2 separate regions of the Homo sapiens genome follow, and region 1 is linked to region 2. Evidence: chromatin contacts called from ENCODE Hi-C or POLR2A ChIA-PET data. All regions are on one chromosome and are shown on one strand. Each heading gives the region's core, a stretch centred on a gene start or an enhancer-like site at or near the end of the contact. The rest is flanking DNA. Distances are from core to core; before and after follow the strand shown. Region 1 overlaps PARD3 (par-3 family cell polarity regulator). Region 2 overlaps PARD3 (par-3 family cell polarity regulator).

Region 1 (3,467 bases), core at 60-2,559, 180 kb after region 2:
TTCCTTTAAAAGCTCATAATTATTGCACTGTTTAAATACAGCATCTTTAAATATAAATTAATATTTATTTGGGATTCTTGGGAAATTTGTTCTAGAAATTTATTTTGGTTATTTTTCTTTTTCTTTTCTTTTTTTTTTTTTTTTTTGAGACGGAGTTTCACTCTGTCACCCAGGCTGGAGTGCAGTGGCACGATCTCGGCTCACTGCAACCTCCACCCTCCAGGTTCAAATGATTCTCCTTCCTCAGCCTCCTGAGTAGCTGGGACTACAGGCACCTGCCACTGCGCCCGGCTAATTTTTTGTATTTTTAGTAGAGCTGGGGTTTCACCATCTTGGCCAGGCTGGTCTTGAACTCCTGACCTCGTGATCTACCCACCTCGGCCTCCCAAAGTGCTGGGATTACAGGCGTGAGCCACCGCGCCCGGCCTATTTAGGTTATTTTTCAAAGATTTTTGTTAAAAACCATTGCACAGAGTTATAGAATTTTGGAAGTGAAAGGAAACAGTATTTTAACTCAAGCCCTTGTCTGAAATGTGAAGATACTAATGCCTCAAGAGACACATCCATTTGCCTGACTCCTACACTGCAAATCTAGAACCAAAATCCAAGTCTTTGAGAACCCAGGACTTGTCATCTCTTGGTGTAGAGTTGAACCACAGTGCTGGAGGGGCTGTGAGAGGCAGTCTGGGAAAGAAGGGATTTCATTCGTGGTGGATGAGAAACAGAATCTCACAATAACGATATTATGGGCAATCCCTCTTGTGTCTAAAAACTACTATTTAACATGCTTGACAACTGAAACACGCATGAGTTGATTTATTGGCTAACTAAAGGCATTCTTCACAACACAGCAAGCTGTTTTCACATTAGCTCTACAACTAAAGGAATGTTAAGAATAGGAAGCTGATATTAACTATTTAAAAATTTACGCCAAGAACCAAAGAATTCCCCGGCAGAAACATAAAGACTTGCTGAAGTTTCATCATGTGAATTTATTGCCAATTCAGTCATCTTAAAAGTTGTGCTATAAAACATATTGTCCTTTGCTGTTCCAAATAACATTTGAAATAAATAATAACTTTCTTGACAGTGTTTCTGGAATTTTCTTCCATTCTCCAAAGCCAATTCTTAGACCCTTAAAGAAATGATGAGCTGGCATTTTGCCCATCATTCTCTAGGCAATTACTGGTTCCAGTAATGAATAAGGGGGAAAAGAATTCACATAGAAAGCTATTCTAGCACCACACTGCTTATATTTCCTCCTGAAGACTTTAGAGATAATGTGAAAATTAAAGACAGTACAGAAACCCAGTGTTAGGATAACTGGTTAGAAAATGACTCATGGGAACAAATATGCTCACCAATATCCTCTTGTAGCCACTTGTCCACAAATCACTTCAGGTATCGCTTTTATTGGTCTAAATGAATAAAGCAGTTCCTCTTATATATATCTCCACATAAAGAATAATTGGTCACAAAATCATAACCATTATAAACCAATTGGTACAGCCCCCAAAGCCATGAACTGGTTGAACTGAAGCATTCTCACTATTGATGTGTTATGCGCTATATGTGACACAGACTAAGCAGTGCCTACACCAACATCCACTGTTCTAGTCCTCCTTCATAAGGAAATTCTGTGTTAAGCTAGGCAGTCATGTGCTCACCTTGCAGTAAGCTGTTTTCGCATGAGCTTTAAGAAGTTAAAGACAAGAATGCTAATTGTACCTCACAAAAGCATCCTAAAAGGGAAACCAGGTGCCCTTCTTCTTTCTTCCTTTCTGCTGCCTGGAATATCAGCCTGATGGCTGAAGCTCAGGCAGCTACCCTGAACCATGAGGTGATACTGCTAAGAATGATACTTCGGGGAGACAAGTGTCTGGTTCTCTGACACTGGGGTTGTCAATACATACCAGACCTGGACTGCCAACTGCTTGACTTCTTTCACATAAGAGAGAAACAAACTCTTAGCATGTTTAAGCTGTTATTATTGTGAGTACCTGGGATTAAATGTGGTGGTATATAACCCCAACTAATAAAGTAAAAAATTTACCAAAATGCACCAACAAATACTGAATAAATATAACAAATGACACGATATAACCATCTAAGTTTTTGGTTTAATGCCATGAAATTTAAATCAAATTTAGATATATGCCAGTAAAACAACAAAACACCAGGAAGAAAAAACAAAGTTGTCCTTAAAAATGGACATCTAAGTGTTCTATTCACAAAAATAGGCTGTCAAGATAGCTGCTACTCTAAGTGTTAGGATCAGAAAGATACATGTGCTCCCTGCTTTTATTAGTATCTCTGGGTTTTAATTTTTGTCTTTTTGATTTTTTTTTAATTTTTGCCTTTGGAAAAATAAGTGAGACTGCTAGTCAAACCACTTCAAGTGTCACTTTTATTTTTAGAATCACTATCCCTTATTTACCTCTGCCTTCTTTAATGTTCCATCAATCAGTCCAGCCTTCTAAATTGAGGAAATGAGGCCCAATCAATCTGCCTTTACACAGAGTTAAGAAACAGACATTAAAAAACAGAATGAGGAAACCTTATCTTCCAGAGGTTACTGCACAGATGAAATAAGAGAATATATGTGAATCTACTTTGTAAACACTAAAGTACAATATAAATGACATTAGTATTGATCTTATGTTAAAGTAAGAAAAGAAAACAGACCATTTTCCCTACCGGAAGCAGAATGTTCTTTACAATTTTCTATCAGTTTAATGCTCCAATTTTTTTTTCCTACAAAATTGAAGATTAAAAAAAATCAGTGCAAATTAGGAACTAATTTTAATTACTTCATCTCCATCTATTTAATTCATATCTATGATGCTACCAATTCTAGATATTTTATTAGAGCCTTTGGTATACATAAATCATCATTTATTAGAGCGTAACAAATTTTTAGTATCACTTAGATTATACGTGATACACAAATGTGAAGATACAAGGATGCCTGGCATGCCCTACTGATTTTTCAAGCTATTGTTTTCCCAACTATTATTTCTTCCTAGCCTAAACTAGACATGAATTTGTTGACATGAGACTCTTTAACAAAAGGGCAACCCACCATTATTGCTTTAGAGACTGAAACCTTACCTTCCTCTTTGTCCATGTAGACCTATCCCTTACTGCTTCCTAAAATGAGGAATGAATCACTGATGTTGTCTCAGAATATTACAATGCTAAAGTCTTTCTAGTGTAGTAAGGAGGAAAGAGTTATGCACTTGGCAGAAAGACCTAGGACTTTCAGTTCCACTTTGGCCATGGATTCTCTGTAAGGCATTTGTTAGGATATTGCAACATCTCTAAGGTTAAGCCAAAACATATGTAAAACAGAAAAAATGCTTTTAGTAAAGTGCATTCAGATGCTAGTTTCTTGGCCCCATTTCATCTCTTCTCAAGCTCCTGTGTACAGTACCTTGAAAAAGAGAGGTACATGGTGTCCAACTAAT
Region 2 (4,043 bases), core at 765-3,264:
TAATTTAAGGACTACTGAAATGCCACCAAGATGTATCACCACTTGAAACACCTATGTTGCACTGTGAAACAGCCACATAAATGAAATGCCCCAAACTACAGTGATAAAACAGTCACTGATAATTCACACATTGTTCCCACAGTGGCCATTATCAGGCACCAAAGAGCATGGAGAATATTATTTCATGAAGCTACATACAGTGTCCAGTTTGGATGGCAACATTCACTGCCCTGAGGCTGAGCTGCAGTTGCTGTGGAACCTCAACTTAGATTTTCCCAATATTTGGATGTGTAAATTATCAGCTCCTGTATGGTTTTATTCTGTTGTCTGGTACTTTTTCTTTCAAGCTGTGACTGAATGTAGTTACTTTTAGCAAGAACTATACACTGAATTCCATTATAACTACAGTAAACAAAGCTGTTATTATGTATGTCAAATCAATATTTAAGAACTATACAGTACTGGCCGGGTGAGGTGGCTTACGCCTGTAATCCCAGCATTTTCAGAGGCTGAGGTGGGAGGACCACTTGAACCCAGGATTTCAAGACCAGTGTGGGCAACATGGTGAGATCCCGCCTCTATTTTTTTCTTAAAGTAAGAAAAAAATAGAACTATATAGTATCAATTTAAACTAAACTGTGCCAAAGAACTTTCAGATATGAGACAATACAGCCATTTGTTTTTTTTTTCTTTTTCCTTTCCCTACTCTCCATTTCATAGCAGAGTACAGACATTAAGAGCTTGGGTTCAAGATTTAAACAGACCTGGGCGTGAATAGCAATTCTATCATTTGCCAATTTTATAACCTTATGCAAGTTATGTACCTTTCCATGTTTCTATCCCTTCTTCTATAAAACGTGAACAATAAAAACATCTTCCTTGGCTGGGCTTAGTGGCTCACACCTGTAACCACAGCACTTTAGAAGGCTGAGGCAGAGAATGGCTTAACACCAGGAGTTCAAGACCAGCCTGGGCAACGTAGCAAGACTCAGTCTCTACAAAAAACCAGGTGAGATAGTGCGTGCCTGTAGTCCCAACTACTGGGAAGGCTGAAGCAAGAAGCTTGAGCCCAGGAGTTCAAGGCTGCAGTAAGCTATGACCATGCATGCCACTGCACTCCAGCCTGGGTGACAGAGTGAGACCCCATCACAAACACAAACACACACACACACACACACACACACACACACACACACTTTAAAAACTCTTCCTCTTAGTACTGAAAGAATCAGTACGAAAATCCTCCATATCACAAGCATTACATGGTGCCTGACACATAGTACTTACCCAACAAATGGTTATTTTATAAACATTATTGAAGACAGAAATAGATAACACATAATACAGAAAACAAACCTCGATAAATCTTTTAGGGCAATTATGTACAAATATACGACATTTTAAGAGTATATACATGTATTCATCTATTCATACACTGTGCCTTGCAAAACAATTTAATATGAAACATATTACCCACTCGATCAAATAAAAAACATATTATTTATAATTTAGAAACTTGCTGACACCTGATATTTACTGTGCTTTGCTATATACAAAATATTTTCAATGTAGAATGTCTTTAGGATGAGTAAAGAAACCAAAAAAAAGATAAATAAATGCTATATACAATCAAGTACATGGCAAGAAGAAGAAAACTTTGTGGGGTGGTGGTTGAAGACATTTTCAGAGAGAAAGTAGATGTAAAAAAAGTAGGAGGGGTCTAGGATTTTTACAATACCTGAAAGCTACACCTTCATCAATGCTGGCAGAAGGCAGAAGATTCCTGGGTCACAGACAAAGAACTATTCACAACTCATAGCCACACCGCTAGCCAGAGTATCTTCCTTTTATGTAGTGGTTCCTCAGCTAAGATTCTCACAAGGTGATGTGAAGAGGATCCAGGGACACTGGCACACACAGAAGAACCCTAGGCTTAGGGAACCTGAATCTTTTAGACAGACAGGGAGTATCTTTGCTTGCTGCTGTCAGAGGAGATCTTATACCTATCTTGCTCTACAAACATCCTTGAAAAGATTGTCCACAATGAAGACTTCTGTTCTGTGTGTGTATATATACATATACAACCTCCTCCTCTTAGATGAGTCATCTGTACAAAATGCCAAGAGAACAATGAGGAGTTATCTCCAAACTGCAGAGTTTAATCAAAGGATTGACAAATGATGTGGATGATTGCTAGCAGACTAAAACTAGGAATATTATTAACAAATGATCTATGATAACAATGCCTTCTGAATAGCGATATTAAATTCTACTAAAAGTCATATCTTCTACACTGAAAAAACAATTCAGTGTAAAACTACATGCTCAAAAAGATCAAGCATGAAAGATAAAAGAAATTTTGAGACTTGCAAAGAGATCTTTATCTCCTTCACATGAACACTTTCTTATATAAAGCTCTTTTTGGAAGTGCTCCAGCAAAATCCAGAAAACACAGTAAGAAATCAGTCAGAACCCAAGGGAAGTCCTAGAACACGGGAGAAATGGCAGTTTAAGGAAGCAGAAACCAGTTCAGATAAGAGCAGGAGGATGGAGAGGTCTAGTAAGTACATCTCCATGAGAAAAAAAGAAACTAATAATTGGTCTGATATCGTTCTAAAAGTTCTTTCATTCCCCTTTAGTTTTTCTCTTTTTTTGACACGGGGTCTTGCTATGTTGCCCAGTTCTGACCTCAGACTCCTAGGCTCAAACAATACTCCAGCCTAGGCCTCCCAAATAGCTGCAACTACAAGTTTGCACCTCCTCCCTGGGCTCAGGTCTGATACTTTTGAATATTTGAAAAATAAAAGGCATCTTGACAGACCTGACACAGAATGCAAGGGGAAAATCAAAAATATATACAGAGAAAACAAAGCAACATGAAAAAAAAAAAATTGCCCCAGGAGAAAAAAAATCTGTAGAAGAGGAAATATATTCAGAGTATCCATTTGGTTATGCAGTGAGCAATTGTCACATTGCCATGTGCTGTGACACTGGCTATTGACTGAAATTAGACTTTGGATGTAACAGCATTGAAAGGATGGGAACAAGAAACCAGAAGCAGTATAAAAGGAACAACTCTTATCTTCCATATGGCAAGTCAACAGATGTCAGTAACTGGTAATCAGGAAAGAGCAACATAAATATATTATTTAGAAACATGGAAGTAAATATCAGAGCAGACATTTAGGGAGAAAGACGGGAACAGTGGCACAGAGAGGCTGTTCATTTTTATGATAAGTCTTTTAGCATTATGTCTTTATTTTTATTCTGAAATGCCTGCCAAGGGGGTGGAGGGGCTTCTCCGGTCTAACTAACATGCAGACTGTCAAGGCCCCCACAGACTGCCTGGCATTGGATTGACAGTGCAGGGTGTAAGGCAGGAGACCCCACTTGCCAGCAAGGCTGTATCATGCCTTGTTTTCCAGAGGAGTGTGCACCCAGCAGTCCTCACAGCTGTGCAGGAGCCATTCTCTTGGGGTCTCTAGCAGACAGCGCAGGCGTGTTGACTCACATCAGGAAGTTGCAAGAGCTACCATGGCTGAAAAGCCTCATGCCCCAGAGAAGCCAGTGTCTCTTGGAACAATGCCATAGTCGTAAGCTGCTGCTCCTCAGATATTTATAGTTTTTCAAGTCTCAATACGATTTACCAATCAGTGGTTACTTTTGCCTAAAAAGGCAGTCGACATACTACCTTTATTAGGATTCCAGAAAAGGGGGGCCAAAACATAACTAAAGTTTAACTTCTCATGCAGAAATTGGAAAAGAGCCAGGCATGGTGGCGTGCGCCTGTAGTCTCAGCTACTTGGGAGACTGAGACAGGGGGATCACTTGAGCCCAGGGAGTTCAAGGCTGCAGTGAGTTATGTTCATACCACTGCATTCCAGCCTGGGCAACAGAGTGAGTCCTTATGCCTAAAAAAAAAAGAAAAAAAAAATCCAAAAACTTAAGTGATCCTACCACAAAAAAAGTACAGGACTTGTAACTAGAACACTTGAGACTAGAATCCTGCCTCCATCTCTCACCACAGAAAACAGGAACACAAA

Evidence for each region. Hi-C counts contacts between places; a loop is a spot of excess contacts on that map. ChIA-PET counts read pairs that join two places held with the same protein, here RNA polymerase II (POLR2A).
Region 1: a loop to region 2 is called in a map of PC-3, with 2.3 times the contacts of the local background. The contact joins two enhancer-like sites. A Hi-C loop is called at or near these places in 1 of 168 maps with a recorded cell type or tissue (PC-3). POLR2A ChIA-PET finds 5 or more read pairs at or near these places in 5 of 52 experiments (CD4-positive, alpha-beta T cell, GM12878, PC-3 and 2 more).

Annotation. Positions count from the first base shown.
Region 1 is chr10:34,581,107-34,584,573 of GRCh38, forward strand. All of the region lies in intron 2 of PARD3 (par-3 family cell polarity regulator), which reads right to left. Among named protein-coding and RNA genes, the nearest start is that of PARD3, 230 kb to the right of the region's middle. Within about 2 kb of position 1,310, at least 5 of the 41 ENCODE cell types and tissues checked have a DNase peak (open chromatin) inside an H3K27ac peak, as active enhancers do; they include PC-3, where a contact is called at or near this core.
Region 2 is chr10:34,403,922-34,407,964 of GRCh38, forward strand. All of the region lies in intron 5 of PARD3 (par-3 family cell polarity regulator), which reads right to left. Among named protein-coding and RNA genes, the nearest start is that of PARD3, 410 kb to the right of the region's middle. Within about 2 kb of position 2,015, at least 3 of the 41 ENCODE cell types and tissues checked have a DNase peak (open chromatin) inside an H3K27ac peak, as active enhancers do; they include PC-3, where a contact is called at or near this core.